Regions from separate parts of the Homo sapiens genome. Here region 2 is linked to region 1. Evidence: read pairs that join two places in POLR2A ChIA-PET (ENCODE). Cell type or tissue: K562. All regions are shown on one strand. Links, peaks and the distances in the headings refer to the core of each region. The heading gives the core; the rest is flanking DNA.

Region 1 (11,309 bases), core at 2,926-7,925:
AGCCCCTGCAGGTAGGCTATCTTCCCCTGGCCTCACCGAAACAGTGATGGGTTTTGCTGCTCTTTCTCACTTCTGAAGGTGTTTATGAATCATTTCATCATTCATAGTGCATGTTCCTGAGAGCCTTTAATTCAGCCCTAGCTGGCCATGTAGGTGGTATTGTGAAGCGTAAAATCAGAACTAAGAATGGGGACTACCGGAGAGGCATTCAGCAGATATAGAATGTGAAGCTTTGCGGGTCCCTCTGTCCCTGTCCTCTTCCCCTTACCTCTTCGGCTCGTAGTATAATCTTAACCTCAGTCGTGCTGGGTGTGTGTTGCCAAGCTTGTTTGCCTTCAAGACCTGCAGAGCAAGCCTGCAGGCCGCCCCCTTGCCTTGTGGCTAGTATGGAATGCCTGGGCCGCAGAGCAGCTCTGTTTGGATGTTTTAGGAAGGATGGTAGGTGGGCTTCTATTGGTTGCTTTGAAGGTGGGTGGAACCTTGTTTTGATTGAGAGCCTGTTTGCCAGAGCAAATTATAATTTTTGTGATCTTTTTCTGAAGTCTGACATATTCAGGGAACAGTTGTGAATTATGATTGCAACAATAACACCTTAAAATTGATTTTTTTAAAAATGAAAGGTTATGTCACATCAGTTTTTACTTAGTCTCTTGCCTTCAAAAGGAAGCAGACTCATCTTCCTTTTAGAGCTTATGGAAAATTCTTTGGCAATTAAAAAAAGTATGCATTGACTTTTGTGTTAGAAATTGAAGTTTAGGTATTTTGTTTATTTTTGTATCTGTTTTAGAATCGGATAGCATTTTTTGCATATGTGTATGTTGTCATGTGACTTGGAATTCTATTCTCTTAAATGGAGTAAAAAGAGTAGTTGGTGCTGAGAAGGCAGTCATTGACAAGGCCTCATTTCGTACCCACTGCTTGATAGCCAGACACTAGTTTCTTCTACCCAGGGGAAGTTGTGCTTTTGGGGTGTCCTGTTGCAGAGCAGGTTCAGACAGATGGCTTTCACTGTGGTTTATTTAGGGAGCCAGTCAGAATAAGATTTAGGACAAATTGAATTCTTACCCAAGTAGATATTAAATGAAGTTTTTGAATTATACTGTTTGCTCCTTTTTGTTTCCACTCCTTTTTCTTCTGATAAAGGTTAGAAAAAATTTGAATGCCACCTAAATTTTGTGCATTTGTGAGGATGGAAGAAAGCATACAATATAGAAGAATGTGCAACTGAAAAACCCTCATAGGAAGGAGAAGAAATTTACTATGCATTGATACAAGGAGAAATTCCTTGTGTAAGCTCTTAGTGGTGTAGTGTGAATTTGGAGTGTTGCATGGTCAACTCTTTCCAGGGAGGCCCTTGATTTTAGTGGAAAGTTTTTAGGAAGGCTAATGTTGGTGAATTCTAGTCACTGAAAATATTACTGAAGTATAATCTGTATTCTTACAGATTCAATTTTGGGATTGCAACTAAGGAGATGAATTGTAGAAGGATAATTTAGGGTGTGCGTTTATTATTTTTGTGATCAATTTTTTTACCCATGTGAGGGCTTTCTTCCCATTGTGACCATATTTATTTGGGCATTGCACTGGGGAGTTTTGGGGAGGTACCCCATACCATATAATGTTGCTTCTGGAACTCGCCTTATTTTACTCTGTTTAAAAGCACCATTGCTCTTCCTTCCTGCTTCTTTTAATAAAAGTATCCCTTCAATAGACGAGAGGAACTGGACACTGCACCACTTTCTGTCATGCACTTGTGGGATCTGGGCAGGACTCACATTTCATGCTCAAGGAACAAACTCATTGTTTGAGTCAGGAGAATATTGCCTTTCTGTTCTAGATCTTTACCTCTTCTGAAACTTTCTTTACAGTTAACAAATAAAAATGTGAACAGGAAGCTGTGCTCACAGCCGAATCAGCTCTGGATCAGGTTCCTGCCACTGGTGTGGCTGGCCTGTGTGGGCCTAGTACAAATCTGTATTTATGGAGCTTGGATGCCGCCATCTATTTGATGGTGAAGACTTGTGGTTGCTGACTGTGATCTGTGGATATTCTGTTGTTAAGAGTCGAATTTGTCTATGTTTCAAATCCAATAAAGTAACTCTAATGAGTGTGGTATGTATTTCTTCTATATTATCCTGTCTGGGAAAAATATTTTTTGGAATGCTAAAGGCTTGCTTCAGGGCTTCTGTGCTTGTCTGGTGGAGGAGGTGAGGGAACAGCACATGGGAAGTTACTCTGGTGGTTGATGAAGTCTTTGGTCTGTGTAGCTTGAACATGGAAAAGATGCTAGTTTGTTTCATTTTGGCTTATGGTTCTGCTTCTGTTGCACTTGAGAATATCAGGAAATGTTGGGAATGTAGCAAGTAGATGTTTCAAAAAATAGAGAAGTTCACAAAGTTAATATCTTATTAGTTGTTCTTATCATTGTAATAGAATCTCGAATTCGAATCTGAGGGAGCCTCACATTTAAAGCGTTCCTCTGTCAACATAAGTTTTGCAGTCTGTCTTTGGTTGAAAGCTAGAATGAACTTGATTGTGTTTAATTGACATGTCACTTTTTTTTCTTTTTCTTTTTGAGATAGGTTCTCACGCTGTCACCCAGGCTGGATGGAGTGCAGTGGTGTGATCTCAGCTCACTGCAGCCTTGACCTCCCTGGGGACCTCCCTAGGCTAAGGTGATTCTCCTGCCTCAGCCTCCCACATAGCTGGGACTACAGGTGGGCGCCACCACACCTGGCTAATTTTTTGTATTTTCTGTAGAGAAGGGATTTCACCTTGTTGCCCAGGTTGGTCTTAAACTTCTGGCCTCAAGCAATCCATGCTGCCTTGGCCTCCCAAAGTGCCAGGATTACAGGCCAGCGTGCCTGGCCTGACACTTCATTCTTTTTTTTTTTTTGAGACGGAGTCTCGCTCTTGTTGCCCAGGCTGGAGTATGATGGTGTGATCTCAGCTCACTGCAACCTCCGCCTCCTGGGTTCAAGCGATTTGCCTGCCTCAGCCTCCTGAGTAGCTAGGATTGCAAGCATCTGCCACCATGCCTGGCTAATTTTTGTATTTTTTAGTAGAGACGGGGTTTCACCATATTGGCCAGGCTGGTCTCAAACTCCTGACCTTGGGTGATCTGCCTGCCTCAGCCTCCCAAAGTGCTGGGATTATAGGTGTGAGCCGCCCTGCCCGGCTGACACTTCATTCTTAATCTTCTTTTCACTTCTTCCTTGACTCGTGGCTACTGTGTTAATTTATGAATTAGAAGACTCTAATATATCTAAGACCAGATGTCTGTGATTCTCTAGTTGTTCTTTTTTCCTGATTCTTTTCCTTCTGAATTTGTTTTCTTTTCCATTTTACTTTGTGTATTCATTTATTCAACATATTCATACCAAAGACGCATTTGCCAGGTACTTTTTGTTTGTTACTCAACCGAGTTGTCTTCCACCAGAAAACCGTGTATTCTAAGACTGTAACATAAATGTCTGACAGGATGAGAGAGAAGGTAGAAAATAATAGCTAAAGGAATATTTTAGATGGTGTGTACATTCACAAATCTTCTCCTAAATAAGCACAGATAATTAGTTATCATCTCTTCTGAGCAGTTTCTGATAGGGGCATGCCTGTATTCCTGCAACTGTGGGTGATAAAGCATGAGTCTGATTTATTTTTCTTTTTGGTCTAATGAGACTCATGCTTGAATGTACTTTTAAAACAATTCTGAAAGATAACTGATCTCATATTGTATACTCTATGATACTTTGAGTCTAAGGTAAAACACTTAATTCAACTGGGAAAATTAGAGATTATTTCTATCAAACTTCTTTGAGCTACACATTTATTTGTGATTATTTGATTTTTTTCCCTATTGGACATCAAGCTTTTGGGGCAGGGGCCAAGTCTATTCTTACGGTCTCCATTTCTAGTAGAGTACCTGGCAAATGGGTCTTTGGTATGAATATGTTGAATAAATGAATGCATCATCTGTGGTAAGAGGAAAGGCTAGATTTGGAGCCAGGTAGTGTGGTTCAGATTCCACCTAATAAGTGACAATTGGGCAAGCGGTGACATTCGACAGGTTCCTTCCCTCCTCTGAGCTTCATTTTTCTCATGGGTAATCTGGAAATAAATATTTCTTACAGTTTTTGTAAAGATTAGATGAAAACAACTTGGAAGTGCTTGGCACATAGTTGCTTAGTACATTATTGTTATTAATTCGCAGGTCAAATGTACAGTCTCAAGCTCATGTAGATATGATTATCTCAACAACAACATATATTTTTAAATTTTTAATTAAAAAAAATAGGCATGCAGGTCTCACTTTGTTGCCTGGGTTGGTCTCGAACTCCTGGCCTCAAACTATCTTCCTGTCTTGGCCTCCCAAAATAGTAGGATTATAGGCATGAGCCACTGTGCCTGGCCAACATCTTTTTATTTTTAATAGCCTGTTCAACTAAGACAATGCTAGGGATTGTTTTAGGAATTACACTAATTATTAACCACCAGTATGTTTAATAACTATTTACTGATCCACTTTCTTCTTACTCTCTTTGAGTGTTTATGTTTTTCTTTATACATCTTGGAGTTCTTTTTTTTTTTTTTTTTGAAAAAAAGAAGCTCTACTTCCATAATTTATAATATTGGGTGTGTTCAGCATTAAACATTTCCTGCCACTTTCTCACTTACACACACTAGGTGCATGTGTGTGTGTTAGTTATTGCCTGTTTGTGTTCTCTTCCTTCTATATTCATACCACTGCAGCGAGGAGGAATAAGGCAATTGTCATGTTTTTTTATAACATTTCCCTGAGGGGACAAAGAAACCTTTAGACGTGTTGTAGACATGCTTGCTTGGTCCAAAGTCCCTTTTTTTTTCTGGGGGTGCTTCATTCAGCTTTGTTATACAGTTTGATTTCAATATGCAGAAAGCTAGCACCATCTTGGGTCAGGAGAGCAGCTTAATCTACAGTGACTGCTGCTTTGTAAGTGGGTTTCGGTCATAGTGGTTTTTTTTTTTTTTTTTTTTTTAAAAAGTTTTTTGGCTGAATCTCCATGTGTGTGCAGGCAGCTTTGTTAGGCCGCAGCCCCTAAACTTTGCCACAGGCCATTACAGTAAAGTTCCCTAGGAGCCTGTGGTGGAATGTTGTTTTATGACGTTGCCAGATACACGGTAGGTTACCACATAATGGAGAAGAGAGAGAAGGCAGATAAGAAATTTAGACAACGGAGCAAAGTCACTATAGCACTTTGAAACTGGATCTTTCTCACCTGTTAAATTTTTTTGACCAGTTTTTTTCCTGACATTACTCATACATTATTGTGTGTGGAGGCCATATTTACTGCATCTTACCAGCATGGAAATTCTTATTATTCTTCAGGCAATGCCAAATTTCTAGTTCTGGACCCTGAATTATATTTAGGAGGACCCTGTGGGAGAGCTGCCGGTGTGGCCTGGAGTCTTCTTCAGTAATTAACTCAGTGTGACCCCTTAAAAGAGCACTTTTCTTTCCTCAGGCCTTGATTTCTTCTATTAAGCTAGAAGATTGGATCAATGGCCTCTCAGGAACTTTCCACAGAGAAAATTTAGAATTTTATGATTTTGGATTTTGGACAAGTTCTTGTGTTGGCCTTTGTATTTATTTGTGTGTGAATATGGAAGTGGTAACTTTAAGTTGACTAAATCTCTTTGTTTTTTCATTTGTATTTGTTTTTAGTTTTATTTTTGATTGAATAATGAATTTTGTTCCTGTTAGGCAGTTTAATCAAACCTACGTTTAAGTTAATTTTGCTTGGAGGGCTGGCTTTCTGTCACGGGGACTTCACTAGCTAAGCTTTGCAGCAGAGCCCTTGCTTGCTGTCTGTGGCTAAGCAGTAGTTGAGTTAGAATATTGGAGTCATTTATTTATTAAAAATGTATCTAGTAAGAGCCAGTGAGTTCTGCATTATGGTGACCAAAACCAGTTTTAGTTCTTACCCGCATGTACTTCCAGTCTAGAGGGCAAGACAGCCATTCAAAGAAATAACTACAAAAAATAAATATAAAATCCTGACTGTGATATGGGTGGAAGGAGAGGTAAGTGGTACTTCGGGAACTCATAATAGCAGGATTAGCTTCCATTCTCACTTATTGCCAGTATATAGAGTTTAATAATATTAATGACCCCTAAGCAATAGGTACTATGTCTAGTTCTTTCCATAAATCATCTTTTATTTTTATAGCAACCTTGCATAATAACATTATCAACTTCATATCATAGATGAGGAAACTAAGGAATTAGATTTAATTGTGTCCTCAAAATCACAGAGCAAACAAAACCTGGGTACTGAAACTTATTTTTAAAATTTTATTAGCGACAGGGTCTTGCTCTGTTGCCCAGGCTGGAGTGCAGTGGTGTGATCATAGCTCACTGCAACCTCAAAACTCCTGGGCTCAAGTGATCCTCTTGTGTCAGCCTCCCAACTAGCTGGGACTGCAGGTGCATTTTACCATGCCTGGCTAATTTTTAATTTTTGTTGTTTTTGTTGTTTGGTTGGTTGGTTGGGTTTTTTGTTTGTTTGTTTGTTTGCAGAGACTAGGTCTTGCTATGTTGCCTAGGCTGGTCCTGAACTCCTGGGCACAAGGGACCCACCCACCTTGGCCACCCAAAGTGCTGGGATTACACACATGAGCCAGCCACCATGCCTGGCCTGATACTAAAATTTTAATTCAGGTTCATTTAATTCTGAAGACCATGCTCTTTCCCTGCTTTTGAACATCTAGACTCAGGTGTGGGTGTGACAGTGTCATGGGAGATCCTAATAGGAAGTACAATGATGTTTCTTTTAATGTTTGTTTGTTTATTTGTTTATTTATTTATTGCTGTTTCTTAAGGAGCAGGGCTAACCCACAGAAAGTGTGCCCAGAGTCGGCCAGCACAATGATTTTATTCAGATTTATGGAAATTTTTCTCTAAAAATGAATGGGAATATATGATGGGATAGAATACAACATTCGCATGGCTTTTTAAGATACTATGTTAGATTTTAAAAAGAAATTTCAGACTTGTTCAGGGCAGCTTTGAAGTATGTGTTCATGCTGGGGAAAATTGAGAAACCCAGCATATTGCACTAGTCTTCCTTCTTAATCCTCGCTTTCACTCCTACCTCACAATCCATCTAAAAAAGTGATTCTGATAAATTGCCTTTTGGTTTTCTTAAAATGTAGTGTATTTTGTTCTGGACCCACAGACTTCTTCTGTGGTCATTTTCTAAATGTGTACTAAGTAGCGTTTCTAAGATCTTCATTCTGTTGATGCCATGTCAGTCTTCCTGCTCAACTTAATACCCTGTGGAAAAGATAAGAATGTCTGCTGTGTGATATTTACCATCTGAAGGACAGGGAGAGAGATTTCTCAGTGATCTCATTCATACATGACGCCAGCCACAGAACAAGGGTCTGACTTGAGCCTTTTCTGTCCCAGCACCTTGGGAATGGGCCACAGGCTACACGACTGTTAGGACCCAAGGCTTGGGGAGGGGCTGAATGAGGGGGTCAGCTCTTGCCCTTAGTTGCTTCATGGTGGTGCCTTCTGTTCATGTGTTCTTCCCATATCTCTATCCTCCTCCCTCATCTTCCCTTGTAGAATCAAGTGCCTATCTTAAGCAGTCACCGTGATCACATAGAGATCTTTGGGCGTCTTTGGTGAATGTTCACAGAACATTGCCTTCCTGCCCCTTCCCCTTTCTTCAGGGTGAAGAAGTGGCCGCATCATGTTCTGGGCCAAGCCTCTGGGTTGGGCTGGGATCCTGCATCTAGCAGGCATGCTCTTCTCACAGACCCTCCCTTTGCCTGCCATCGCCACCTCCATCTCCTCTGCAAAGATGCTTCTCCCTTTTTGATATTCATTTACAGGCTCCCTGCTCCTTTCTGTCCATTCCCTGTTTACTTCTTAGAATAAAACGTTTCCATGGTAACAGGTTACTTTTCAAAGGGAACATCTTGTCATTTTATTTAATCCACTGCAGTTGAAGAGGACTGAAATATTAAGTTGTAGTTGCTATGGATACTGCTTTGTTACACTGGGGTTTTTTTGTATCAGATTTCATATACAATGACTTTCTGTTTTTTTAATACTTCAGGAATAAAAACAACAACTTACCATTATTGTTGTAATTTGGCTTCTGGAACTATTTTTTTCATATTCTAAAACAAAGATTTGTAGAATAATGTAGGCTGAACTTAAGTTGTTTTGAAAAACATATTATTTACATTAGCTACACAGAGAAATTCCTTCTTTTGCTGGGGATGATAGTGACACTTCTTAATTCGGTTTTTGTAATATGATTCACAGTATAAAGATGTCTCCAAGATGATGAATCCACAGCAGAAATCCTTAGTAAACATAAGGAAAAAATAAATATGTCACTTGGAGTTAATTTCTTGAATCTCATTGCTAATAAGCTGTGGCCCTCTTTCTTCAGTTACTGGTTCAGCTGTGTACAGTGTAATTTGAGGTTGATCTGTTTGTCCTTTAATCAGCTTTTCTCATGTCTGGTGTTCTTTCTGATTTCCCATCTGCCTGTAGTATATCCCCCCCTTCATTTGACTTTTTTAAAACTTTAAATTTTTTGGATTCACAGGAAGTTGCAAAGATACCACAGAGTGGTCTCATCTTTTGTAACTGTAATACGATACCAAAACCAGGAAACTGGCATTAGTAGATTGTGTGCGTGTAGTTCTGTGCCATTTTATCACATGGATAGCTTTGTGTAACCACCACAACAATGAAGAGACAGAGCTATCCATCACTACAAAGCTCTCCCTTTGTGGTCGCACCCTCCGCCTCCCTCCCTCTCCCCACCATCTCTAACACCTGGCAATCACGAATGTGTCTCCATTTCTGTAATTTTGTCATTTCAAGAGTATTATATACATTGGCCTCTAACTTTGATAGGTTTTTCTCTTTCATCATGACTTTCAAACTTAAAAAAATTCTTTTGATCATTTTGTCTTGCTTGGGTGTTTGAAATAAACATAGAACCAAAATAGGGAAAGGGATATGGATTCTCATCATTCTGTTTGTAATTAATTGTGTGATTTTGGTTCAGTAACTTAATCATTCTGCCATATGGGAGTGTGATTGAGAGCTCTGACTTTGGAGTCAGCTGACCTTGAGTAGGATTCCTGATTTCTCCACTTATTTGCTGTTTAATCTTGGGCAACTGCGTAACGTCTCTTGGCTTCAGTGACCTGACCTGTACACTTACTACAATAGCACCTATCTTACAGGGTCGCCTGTAAGATTAGATAAGAAAATAAATGGAAATTGCTTACCTTGCAATGCCTGGTACATAGTAAATGTTCAATGGATATATTAGTTGCTTTATTAATGTTAAAATTAGTATTGTTATTATTATTACCTATGGAGATACTGCCTCATAGAGTTGTCGTGGAATAATGAAATAATATGTGCCCAGCATAGAAAGCACTTAGTAATTGATAGCTAGTATTATTATTTTGCTTGTGTTTGTTATGTAACTATAATACACCTAGATTTTTTTTTTTTTTTTTTTTTTCCTCTGAGAGAGTCTTGCTCCGTCCCCCAGGCTGGAGTACACTGGCGGGATCTCGGCTCTCTGCAGCCTCCATCTCCTGGGTTTGAGCAATTTTTCTGCCTCAGCATCTTAAGTAGCCGGGATTATAGGTGCCCACTACTGCACCCACTACCACGCTTGGCTAATTTTGTATTTTTAGGGGTGGGGCTTCTCCATATTGGCCAGGCTGTTTTGGAACTCCTGACCTCGGGTAACCTGCCCACCTCAGCCTCCCAAAGTGCTGGGATTACAGGCACGAGCCACCGCACCCGGCCTACACCTAGATTTAAGATAACGTATGTGAAAACTCTTAAGATGAGGATAAAGATAGATGTGTGTGTATGTTGCATTATTCTGGATATTACTTGCATCTTTGGTTTCTTAATTCATACAGTAGTATCCTTTATATGTCTTGGCTAGGATTCATACTGCCTTTGGTCTGGATTTTTCTTCCGAAGTTGATGACCACCCTGGCTTTGACTAGACCTACTTTGTTAATTCAGCAGCATTGTACATCCAAGCAGAAACCTCTTTAGTAGCTATGTTTTGTTGTTGTTGTTGTTGTTGTTTGTTTGTTTTTTGAGACAGTCTTGCTCTGTCACTCAGGCTGGGGTGTAGTAGCATGATCTTGGCTCACTGCAACCGCTGCCTCCCAGACTCAAGCAATTCTCCTGCCTCAGCCTCCTGAGTAGCTGGGACTACAGGCGCCTGCCACCACGCCCGGCTAAGTTTTGTATTTTTAGTAGTGTGGGGTTTCACCATGTTGTCCAGGCTGGTCTTGAACTCCTGACGTCAGGTGACCTGCCTGCCTCAGGTGAGCCACCACGCCCGGCCTGTTTGTTTTTTTAAAGACAGTCTAGCTCTGTTTTGCCCAGGCTGGAGTGCAGTGGTGTGATCATAGCTCACTGCAGCCTCAAACTCCAGAGCTCAAGTGATTCTCCTGGCTCAGCCTCCTGAGTAGGTGGGATTATAGGTGCGTGCCACCGTGACCAGCTAATTAAAAAAACATTTTTTATAAAGCCTGTTGCCCAGGCTGGTCTCAAACTCCTGAGCTCAAGCTGTCCTCTTGCCTCAGCGTCCCAGAGTGCTGGGATTCCAGGTGTGCACCACCACGTGTAGTGCTGTGTTGCTTTGAACACAGGATAGAAAGACACCTGAATTTCTGTGAATAGCAATACTAACATGTCTGTTAATATCAAAACATGAATTAAATGCCTTAATACCTAGAAATGAGATAATACTGTAGAGCACCTAGGACAGATAGTAAGTGCTGAAATGTTAGCTACTGTTGTTATTCATCAAAGAAGAAAGCTGGAGTCTTCTAGATGAATTTTAGCCTCCAGCACTTGCTGAAGTTCAGAATGTGCCATAATCAGTGCTTCTCAGAGCATAGCTTGTGGACCTCATTATTATTATTATTATTTCTCTTTTCTTTTCTTGTCTTGTCTTTTCTTTCTTTTCTTTTCTTTCTTTTTTTTTGAGGCGGAGTTTCATTCTTTTTTTGCCCAGGCTGGAGTGCAATGGTGTGACCTCAGCTCACTGTAACCTCTGCCTCCCGGGTTCAAGCAGTTCTCCTGCCTGAGCCTCCCGAGTAGCTAGGATTCAGGCACACACCACCCGGTATGGCTAATTTTGTGTTTTTAGTAGGGATGGGGTTTCACCATGTTGACTAGGCTGGTTTCGAACTCCTGACCTCAGGTGATCCACCTGCCTCGGCCTCCCAAAATGCTGTGATTACAGGCGTGAGCC
Region 2 (11,309 bases), core at 4,305-9,304, 440 kb before region 1:
TTATTCCAGAACTAATCTATCCGTGCATTCTTCCAACAGGTATCTGCACACAAGCTCTCTTTTCAGCTTTTTATATGAGTATTTGTCCAGTAGTAGAAAGGAGAGAAAGAAGAAGCAGAAATATATCAAGTGGCAAACTCAATTTTTGTTTTTCTGAAAATGTCAGGTTTTTCTCTTTTTTTTTTTTTTTTTTTTTTGAGACCAGAGTCTCGCTCTGTCGCCAGGCTGGAGTGCAGTGACGCGATTGCGGCTCACTGCAACCTCCACCTCCCGGGTTCAAGTTATTCTCTCCTGCCTCAGCCTCCTGACTAGCTGGGACTACAGGCACCCACCCACACACCCAGATAATTTTTATATTTTTAGTAGAGATGGGGTTTCACCATGTGGGCCAGGCTGGTCTCAAACTCCTCAGGCCATTCGCCCACTCAGCCTCCCATAGTGCTGGAATTACAGGTATGAACCACCTCACCTGACCTGAAAATGTCTGTATTTTGTCTATATCCTTGAAAGGCATCTTTGCTGCACATACAATTCTATATTGGCTATTTTTTTTCCCTCGGCACTTTGAAATTATGTTTCCACTCCCTTCTGACTTTCACTGTGGCTGTTAAATCAACTCTCTGTCTAATAATACTCTTTTCATGATAATCTGTCTTTTCTTTCTGGCTAATTTTTAAATAGTTTCTTTGTCTTTGATGATTTCAATGTGATGCGTTTACTGCAGGATGTTGTGTATACACACACACACATATCTACACACCCAGAGAGAGAGAGAGACAGAGAGAGAAACTAATTGGCATTCTTGAATATATGACTTGGTATCTCTTCCTGAAAATTGTCAGCCAATATTTTGTCAAATCATGCCTCTTCCCTACTCTGCCTCTCTTCTCCTTCTAGGATTTTGATTAGACATTTACTAGACCTTTCCAGTACACAATGTCTCTTCACTTCTTTTCATAGTTCCATCTCCTTTTCTCTGTGCTGCATTCTAGATAATGTTATTGGCTGTCTCCAATTTACTAATTCTCTCTCAAACTGTATCTAACATGCGTTAAACCCATTCATTGGGTTTTTGTTTTTGTTTTTTTGAGATGGAGTCTTGCCCTGTTGCCCAGGCTGGAGTGCAATGGCATGATCTCAGCTCACTGCAACATCCGCCTCCTGGGTTCAAGCGATTCTCCTGCCTCAGCCTCCTGAGTGGCTGGGATTATAGGTTCACACCACTATGCCCGGCTAATTTTTTGTATCTTTAGTAGAGACAGGGTTTCACCATGTTGGCCAGGCTGGTCTCGAACCCCTGACCTCGTGATCCACCCGCTTTGGCGTCCCAAAGTGCTGGGATTACAGGCTTGAGCCACCGTGCCCAGCAAACTTTTTTTTTTTTTGAGACAGGGTTTTGCTCTGTTGCCCAGGCTGGAGTGCAGTAGTGCAATCTTGGCTCACTGCAACCTCCACGTCCCAGGTTCAAGTGATTCTTCCACCTCAGCCTCTGGGGTAGCTGGGATTACAAGCGCCCCACCACCACGACTGGCTAATTTTTTGTACTTTTAGTAGAGACGGGGTTCCACCATGTTGGCCAGGCTGATCTCAAACTCCTGACCTCAGGTGATCCACCCACTTTGGCCTCCCAAAGTGCTGGGATTACAGGCATGAGACACCACAACTGGCCTGGATTATTAATTTTTGATACTATTTTTCCATTTCTAGAAATTCTATTTGAGTTTTTGTCCCAAGTCTGGATGTCCATTTTTATACTTTTTTGCTCTTTTCTCATATTTAAACCTTTTATTTCTTTATACATGTTAAACATTCTTATGTCATATTAATTGTCTGATAATTCCACTAACTGAAGTCTTTGTAGGTCTGATTCTGCTGGTTCTCATCTATAATGTCTTTTTTTCTCATATGTTTTGTATTTTTTTTTCTTAATTGAGCTAATTTCAAGTAACTTTATTTGTGAAAATTCTTCTAGGTCTGGATTTAAGGTCATTTTCCCAGAGATAATTTACCATTTGCTTTTGTCAGGTGTCTGGGGGCACTTCTAGCCTGACTGGCAACATTTTGGAGTGTGAGTGTCCTTGAGCAGGGGTCTTTTCCACCTTTTTCTAAGGAAATGAAAAGTTTAAGAAAAGGAGATGGCCGGGTGCAGTGGCTCACACCTGTAATCCCAGCACTTTGGGAGGCTGAGACAGGCAGACTGCTTGAACCTGGGAGTTTGAGACCTGCCTGGGCAACATAATAAAACCCTGTCCCTACTAAAAATAAAAACTAGCCGGGCGTGGTGGCACACTCCTGGAGTCCCAGCTACTCGGGAGGCTGAGGCAGGAGAATTGCTTGAACCTGGGAGGCGGAGGTTGCAGTGAGCTGAGATCGTGCCACTGCACTCCAGCCCAGGTGACAGAGCGAGACTCTGTCTCACAAAAAAAAAAAAAAAAAAAAGGTTGGCTAGACGAGGCACAGTAGCCCTGCACACAGAAAATACTGTAGGACCCCTTAGTTGTTGACGTTCGTTGAGATGCTGGGGAGAACCCTTGTTAACCAGGCAATCGAATGGGAAGACTTCGGCAAAGTGATACCATACATTACCTGTGTCCTGGAGAGCTTGACAAAATCTGCCAGCACAAACCAGTGGACGTTCTCAGTGCAGGGAGGCGTGGTGAGTGAGCCATGGTAGGTGTAGTAGTGCTGGAGGTTCCTGGGCAGCATGTCCTGAACGTCAAGGCCAGTCAGGGTTGTTCTTTGTCCTGACCAAGAAGACAGAAGGTAACAGAATGTCAGGGACCAGCGCTGCCCCTCGGGAGGACAGCTCAGGCCCAGGCCTCGCCAGGTTCCAATCTCTTGAGTTCAGCAGAACATAGAAGCTGATGATTAAGAAACAATTTCCCAGTTTACTTCTTCCTGGAAGGGATTGAGAGGAGAGACTTTGGGGATAGACGCACTCAGACACCTGCTCCTGGCTGAGTGCTCTTGGCCGGGTGCTCACCCTGCGGCCATTTTCTCATCTGTAGAAAGGGAATAATCAGCAGGATTGTTGTGAGGGTAAGAAGGAATAACGTCTGGAAAGCAGCTGGCATTGAACCACTACATAGGGAAGTACTCCTAAGTGTAACTGCTGCGGTCACCATTATCATGGCTAGGCAGAGGACACATTTTATGATCAATGAAAGAAATAAATATGGCCCCTGGAGACTTCTGGGTAAGTGCCCTTGAAGAAAGACCAAAATGCCTTGGTTTGGGCTCATTGAGAAGTGGGTAGACAACAGTTGTAAATGCAGAATCAGGCCAGGCGCAGTGGCTCACGCTTGTAATCTCAACACTCTGGGAGGCCAAGGCGGGAGGATTGCTTGGGGCCAAGAGTTCAAGACCAGCCTGGGCAACACAGGGAGGCCCCGTCTCTACAATAAGTTGTTTTTTTTATTATTTTTTTAAATAATAAATGCAGAATCAGAACCAAGCCAGGGTCCAGGTACAGGCATTTGGTCCTGAGCTCTTCCTGCCACAACCGCTGGAAACCAAGCCCAGCCACAGGTGGGGCGTAGGGTGGGGCCACTTCCACCAGGCCTGCAAAACTCCTGCAGCAGCCACACCTGCTCCTGCTCTAGAGAGGTCCTTGTTTCATTCATGTCAACAACACTGAGCCCCTGAGCTCAGCACAAGACTCTCAAGGCAACACAGGATTGAGTTGGATTTTGCTTCACTTTCCCTGAGCACTTCTGCGCTTCTTAAAGGCAGAGAACATAGTTTTGATACATACGTAGATAGGCCTGTTCAACCAAGGCCACAATGTCTCAGAGTGCATAAGCCCATGAGTAGGCAAAAGAGTTCTAAGTTTGATTATTATTGGAAGATTTCAAGATATAACCTCCAAAAGGGCTCTGTGGTAGAGATTTATTTTTGTAACTCTAATATATTTAAGTGAAAGTCAAGAATTCCAGAATCATGATGCAGCCACCACGGAAAATGGTATAATAGTTCCTCAAAAAATAAACATACGGCCAGGTATGGTGGCTCACACCTGTAATCCCAGCACTTTGGGAGGCCGAGGCGGGTGGATCACCTGAGGTCAGGAGTTTGAGACCAGCCTGGCCAACATGATGAAACCCCGTCTCTACTAAAAATACAAAAATTAGCTGGGCATGGTGGCACGTGCCTGTAATCCCAGCTACTCGGGAGGCTGAGGCAGGAGAAGCGCTTGAACTTGGGAGGCGGAGGTTGCAGTGAGCCGAGATCAAGGCACTGCACTCCCGCCCCAGCGAGACTCTGTCTCAAAAAACAAAAAAAAATTAAAATTAAAAAAACATAGATTACTATGTGACCCAGCAATTCTACTCCTATCTACCCAAAAGAAATGAAAGCAGGGACTCAAAGAGATACTTGTACACCTATATTCATAGCAGCGTTACCTCACAATAGCCAAAAGGTAGAAGCCACCAAAATGTTCACCAGTAGATAAATGGATACACAAAATATCATATATCCACACAATGGAATATACTTCAGCCTTTTTTTTTTTTTTGAAGCAGAGTCTCACTCTGTCACCCAGACTGGAGTGCAGTGGCACAATCTCAGCTCACTGCAACCTCTGCCTCCCGGGTTCAAGCGATTCTCCCGCCTCAGCCTCCTGAGTAGCTGGGAATACAGGCACCCTCCATAACACCTGGCTAATTTTGTATTTTTAGTAGGGACGGGGTTTCACCATGTTGGCCAGGCTGATCTCAAACTCCTGACCTCAAGTGCTCTGCCAGCCTTGGCCTCCCAAAGTACTGGAATTACAGGCGTGAGTCACCTCGCCCAGCCACTTCAGCCTTTAAAAGGAATGAAATTCTGATAACATGCTACAATGTGGGCAAACCTAAAAGACATTATGCTAAGTGAAATAATCCAGACCAAAAAAAAAGACAAATACTGTTTGATTCTACTTATATGAGGTACCTAGAATAGTCAAATTCTTAGAGACAGAAACTGTGGTTACCAGAAGCTGGAAGGGGAGATGGGGAGTAACTGTTGAATGGGTACAGAGTTTCAGTTTAGGAAGACGAAAAAAAGTTCCGGCAATGGAGCGGGGTGATGGTTGCATCATACTGTGAATGTTCTTAATGCTACTGAACTGTACATTTAAAATGGTTTAAGGGGTAAGTTTGTTGTTGTTGTCGTTGTTTGAGATGTTGTTGCGCTCTGTCGTCCAGGCTGGAGTGCAGCGACACAATCTCAGCTCACTACAACCTCCACCTCCCGGGTTTAAGCGATTCTCCTGCCTCAGCCTTCCGAGTAACTGGGATTACAGGCGTGCACCACCATGCCTGGCTAATTTTTGTATTTTTAGTAGAGACGGGGTTCAACCATGTTGGCCACACTGGTCTCAAACTCCTGACCTCAGGTGATCAGCCCGCCTCCGCCTCCCAAAGTGAGGGGATTACAGGTGTGAGCCACCGCACCCAGCCTTAAGTGGTAAGTTTTAATTCAGGCTGTGGGACTGCGTGGAGTCACTGAGATGAGACAGAGCCTGACTCCACCCAACATTTAGGGCAGGAGCCAGAAAGAGAGTGAGAGGGCAGAGCTGGGGCGCGCCAGACCACCCTTTGAAGGTAAACTAAGACGAGAAGAAGAGTGGCCCATAGATCTGACCGTCACTCCGGCTCCGTGGAGCATTGGGGCCAGCTCAGGGTGGGGTGGGTGAGAATGGAGAACAGGACTATTCTATGACCTTTTCAAGGGGAGCCAGAGAACTGGGGGAAGCTGGGGAATGGTAAGGTCAGGAGATAACGTTTGTTTGCTTGTGTTTGGAGGTGGGAGGAATTAGGGCAGATGTGTGTGCTGAGCAGGAGGCTTTAATAAAGAGTAAGACATCAACGATGCAGACCGGGCACGGTGGCTCATGCGTGTAATCCCAGCACTTTGGGAGGCCGAGGCGGGTAGATCACAAGGTCAGGAGATCGAGACCATCCTGGCCAACATGGTGAAACCCTGTCTCTACTAAAATACAAAAAATTGGCCAGGCATGGTGGTGTGTGCCTGTAATTCCAACTACTCAGGGGGCTGAGGCAGGGGAATCACTTCAACCCGGGAGGCGGAGGTTGTAGTGAGCTGAGATCATGCCACTGCACTCCAGCCTGGTGACAGAGCAAGACTCCATCTCCAAAAAGAAAAAAGAGAGAGAGAGAGAGAAATCAACGATGCAGAAGACCAGGGAGAGAATAGCAGGAAAGGAGGCCCTGAGCATGGGAGAGGAGTGGGGTTGGGCCCCACGTGGGAGGGGTGGTGTTGACAAGAGCAGGGATTTGTCATCCGTTGCAGCTGAAGAGGGGATGTGGAATTTGGTCCAGATGCACGTGGGTTAAGGAGCGGAGTGTTTCTGGCCTGTGGCTTCTGTCTTCTCAATGGAGTGGGAGTGGGAGCGTCAGCTCCAGGGGAATTGCTGGAGCCCAGGCACAGGGGCTTCAGGAGAGAGGAGAAAGCATGTGACAGGAATTTGGGAGGTCAGAAAGAAAATGCCCAGCGTGATACTTTAGGATTTCTGGGCACTGTTCATATTTGTAGCTATGAATAAAAAATAATACCAGTTGGCCAGGTGTGGTGGCTCATGCCTATAATCCCAAAATTTTGGGAAGTTGAGGCAGGCAGATCACTTGAGCCCAGGAGTTCAAGACCAGCCTGAGAACATGGTGAGACCCTGTCTCTACTGAAAATACAAAAAAACCAGCCAAGCATGGTGGTGCACCTGTAGTCCCAGCTACTCAGGAGGCTGAGGTGGGAGGATCAACTGAGTCCCAGAGGTCGAGGCTGCACTGAGCCATGATCGCGCCATTGCACCCCAGCCTATGCAACAGACCAAGACCATGTCTCAAAAATAATAACGATAATAATACCAGTTAGATGTCTATGGATTTCTGTCCAGTTGCATTCAGCTGTTTGGCTGCCAGCCAACCACTAAGAAAATAACTAAAAAAACTCCAGAGTTGGTCTGGAGATTTGCCAGGTGAGTTTGTGGAGGGGTGGAGGGGTGAGGGCTAGAGGGTGTTTGCATGGGAGTGTTGAGGGAGACTTGAGAGTATCGGGGTGGAATCTAAGCTGGGAGAGAGATGAAAGGACACAGGCGTCACTAGGAGCAAGAATGTGGAAGCCCCAGGTTTGGAGGACTCCGGTCAGGTGAATTGCAGGAGGGGCTGGGTGCTGAAGTCAGAGGACTGGGAGGCTGGGAGGTGTGGCCGGAATGGGACGTGTGAAGTCGAGGATGCAGAGCTATTGTGGTTATAGCTCAAAAGTCAAGGGTTGACCCTGGGTGGGAAATGGCTCTTACAAGAACGCCGCCCTCTGGAGGAGAGGGGACGGAAGAACACCCCGAGTGTCTGGATGTCCAAGTGGTATGACGAGGGCTTCCCTCTTGACATTCATCTCAGCTTGGAGCCAGGTGGACATCTCTCTAGCTGCCAGGACTGTCACTGCCAGCTGAGGTGACAGTCATCGAAGCAAGGATATGCCTACTTAGTGCAACTCCAGTCAGAAGTTCCAATCATGGGAAATGACACATCGAATTTATGCACAGGCTTCTCAGAGAGGTTTGCTGCCTAAGCCAACAGCAGAAATCACTGGAACAAGTAACCTGGCACAGGGAGGGATGGACTCCCTTGGCAGGGCCCACGGGCCACCCTCCCCACCAGCATCAATCCCCTGCCCCCTGGGCCCACCTCACACTCACACTCACACTCATTCCCCTTCCCTCCTGCAGCCACAGTTGGCTTCCCTTACCTGGGTACTTGATGTTGGCCAGATGAGAAATGAAGTTGCTGTAATAAGTGTTTTCAGGGTAATTCTTCACCTGCAGAGAAACACAGAGCACTGAGCGTAAGTGAAGAAGAGGCCCCAGCACCATCGCTACTAATCCAGCCACTCAGCTTTCTAGCGGATTGGGCCGAGCCTAGAGAGTAAGGAGAGGCAGCCTGTGCCGTCTTGTGTTTTGGCAGAGACAGTCTGGCTGTTCTTTGCTACCAACCACGCAGGTTCATGAGTCCTTCCAGAAAGGCATTATCTGAAGTATTTTGGCAGCTTCCAGGGAAAGAAGCTTGTCAGTCATTGGTGATGCCCTCAGAAATGGCCAACTCTTACTCTAAAAAAGTCCCCTGTGCGCTTGTTTTTGTTTGTTTGTTTGTGAGTTTTTTTTTTTTTTTAAGAGTCTTGCTCTCTTCCCCAGGCTGGAGTGCAGTGGCATAATCTCGGCTCACTGCAACCTCTGCCTCCAGGGTTCAAGCAATTCTCCTGCCTCAGCCTCCCGAGTAGCTGGGATTACAGGTGCCCACCACCACACCTGGCTAATTTTTTTGTATTTTTAGTAGAGATGGGGTTTCACCATGTTGGCCAGGTGGGTCTCCAACTCCTGACCTCAGGTGATCGGCCCACCTCGGCCTCCCAAAGTGCTGGGATTACAGGCGTGAGCCACCGCACCTGGTCTGTGCACTTGTTTTGGGCAGTGTCAGCCACAGTCAGATTCTTTGTGATGAGGAGGGCTTGATCTCACAAGTTCCCTTCTTCATCCTCAGGACTTCCGACAGAGAGCCAGATGTCCAAGGCAGAACGACTACAATTCCCCCAACACCAGGTCACTCTTTCTGAATGAGTATTGACTTTAACAGTCAGAAAAGTTGCTTTGGGTGAAAAAGGTCTATTTTCAATGGCTCTTTTCAGTCAAGTGGTGTTGATCTCTTTCACTGTGCATAAATTTGGCTTTCTTGGCTTTATGACTGCATTTGCTATTTGTTTTCTAGATGTCTCGTGCCTTTTTTGTTGCATTGGTCCACCTTTACTGCCTTCTTTTGTGTTAAGCAAATACTTCTCATTTACCATTTAATCATTTTTAGTTATTTTCTTAGTGGTTGCTCAAATGATTACCATATACAACTCAATCACAATCTATGTCAGGTTAATATTAACTTAATTTCAGTAAAATATAGCAACTTTGCTTCAAAAGAGCTCTATTTCATCCTCATCCTTCTATTTTTGTCATATGCATTATATCTACATATATTATAAGTCAGTGGTATAGTCATTGCTTTAAATAATCTTGATGGTTTTTAAAAAGAAATTAAAAGAAGAAAACACAAAAAATATATGTATGTAGTCTTTTCTATTCTCCATTTCCAGTACTCTTCACTTCTTTCTGTGGATCGGAGTTAACCGTCTGGTATTATTTTCTTTCAGCCAGAAAAGCATCCTTATATATGACTTGTAAGATAGACCGGCTAGCAATTATACTGGTTTTCGTATATCTGGGAATGTGTTGTTTCACCTTCATTTTTGAAGGGTGGTTTATTGGATATAGAATTCTTGATTGACAGTCATTCCACTGTGTTCTGATGACTTGAAAAGTCAGCCATTAATTGTACTGTCATTCCCCTACATATAATAAATCCCTTTTCTCTTGCTGCTTTCAACAGTTTGATTTTTGATGTATCTAGACTTGGGGTTTATTTATCAGACTTGGGGTATTTTTAGTTTCTTGGATTGATAAATTTATGTTTTTCCTCAGATTTGAGGCTTTTGGGCCATTGTTTTGTTTTGTTTCATGTTTTTCTTCCACTTTCTCTCTCTCCTTTCCTTCTGGGACTCCCATTATATATATGTGTGTGTGTGTGTGTGTGTGTGTGTGTGTGTGTGTGTGTGTGTGTTGCTATACTTGATTTTGTCCCCATGAGTCTGCAAGGCTGTTCATTTTTCTTCTGTCTTTTTTCTCTGTTTTTCAGATTGGATAATTTCATTGCTCTATCTTCAAATGCACTGATTCTTTTTTTCTTCTGCTGCCTCAGATCTGCTTTGGGCCCATCTAGTGATTCTTTTTCCATTTTGTTTATTGTACTTTTCAACTCTAGACTTTCCATTTGGTGCATCTTTAAAGTTTCTATTTCTCCATTGAGATTCCTTTTTTGAGTCATTGTCATCATATTTTCCTTCAATTCTTTGAACATAGTTTCCTTTCATTCTTCAAACATTTATGATAGTTGTTTTTTTTTTTTAATTTTTCTCCCAGCCACAGCATTGATAGTTGTTTTAAAGTCCTGTCTGCTTAATCACTCTGGGTCCACTCAGGTCAGTTTCTATAGATTGTTTTGAGTTATTTTTTCCTCCTAAATATGGATTACATTTTCCTATTTCTTTGCATGCCCGACTTTTTTTTTTTTTTTGAGACGGAGTCTCGCTCTGTCATCCAGGCTGGAGTGTAGTGGCATTATCTTGGCTCACTGCAGCCTCTGCCTCTTGGGTTCGAGTAGTTCTCCTGCCTCAGCCTCCTAAGTAGCTGGGATTACAGGCGTGCGTCACCACGCCTGGCTACTTTTGTATTTTTAGTAGAGATGGGGTTTCCCCATGTTGGTCAGGCTGGTCTTGAATTCCTGACCTCAGGTGATCCATCTGCCTCAGCCTCCCAAAGTGCTGGGATTACAGGCATGAGCCATCGCGCCCAGCTTTTTTTTTTTTTTTTTTTGAGATAGAATCTAGCTTTATTGCCCACGCTGGAGTGCAGTAGCACGATCTCGGCTCACTGCAACCTCCACCTCCCGGGTTCAAGTGATTCTCCTGCCTCAGCCTCCCAAGTAGCTGGAATTACAGGCGCCTGCCACCATGCCCAGCTAATTTTTGTATTTGTAGTAGAGATGGGGTCTTGCCATGTTGGTCAGCCTGGTCTTGAACTCCTGACCCCAAGTGATCCATCCACCTTGGCCTCCCAAAGTGCTAGGATTACAGATGTGAGCCACCACGCCCGGCCCCACCATCTAGACTTTCTTAGAAATGCAGAGGTGTTGACTGGGCCTGGTGGCTCATGCCTGTAATCCCAGCACTTTGGGAGGCTGAGGTAGGGGGATCACCTGAGGTCAGGAGTTCACAACCAGCCTGGTCAACATAGTGAAACCCGTCTCTACTAAAAATACAAAAATTAGCCAGACGTGGTGGCAGGTGCCTGTAATCCCAGCTACTTGGGAGGCTGAGGCAGGAGAATCATTTGAACCTGGGAGGTGGAGATTGCAGTGAGCCGAGATTGTGCCACTGCACTCCAACCTGGGTGACAAGAGTGAAACTTCGTCTCAAAAAAAAAAAAAAAAGGAAATGCAGAGGTGTTGCCTTTGTCTGACTGAGTTGCAGGTTTCCCCTTGCCCTTCGAACAATTTGTGTCTACGCAACCCCTCTGGGATTCCAGCTCTTTTAAGTCAGCTTGTCCACGTTAACCAAGGTCCGGAGATTGACAGCACGGAAGGAGCACAGTGATCTTCCATCGAGTCAATGTTTCCAAGAACTGTGAGCTCAGGAAAAGATGAAGAGTGATA

The links. Peaks named below come from ENCODE experiments on the same cell type or tissue, not always from the same donor. Only the 100,000 strongest peaks of a DNase experiment are listed, where the experiment ranks them.
Region 2: POLR2A ChIA-PET joins it to region 1 with 6 read pairs; 2 of 35 experiments call an interaction of 5 or more read pairs at or near these places.

Annotation. Positions count from the first base shown.
Region 1 is chr1:8,514,461-8,525,769 of GRCh38, reverse strand. All of the region lies in intron 7 of RERE (arginine-glutamic acid dipeptide repeats), which reads left to right. Among named protein-coding and RNA genes, the nearest start is that of SNORD128, 25 kb to the right of the region's middle. RefSeq lists an enhancer at 360-409 and a silencer at 226-520. In K562, for the core only: no CTCF peak of the experiment used is centred there; DNase peaks (open chromatin) are centred at 5,079 and 7,379.
Region 2 is chr1:8,959,094-8,970,402 of GRCh38, reverse strand. It overlaps CA6 (carbonic anhydrase 6), which reads right to left. Exons shown (of 8, transcript NM_001215.4): 5 at 7,747-7,816; 6 at 2,587-2,744. Among named protein-coding and RNA genes, the nearest start is that of CA6, 19 kb to the right of the region's middle. RefSeq lists an enhancer at 7,119-7,413. In K562, for the core only: a CTCF peak has its summit at 7,318 (motif pointing left); a DNase peak (open chromatin) is centred at 7,312; H3K27me3 peaks cover 3,093 bases.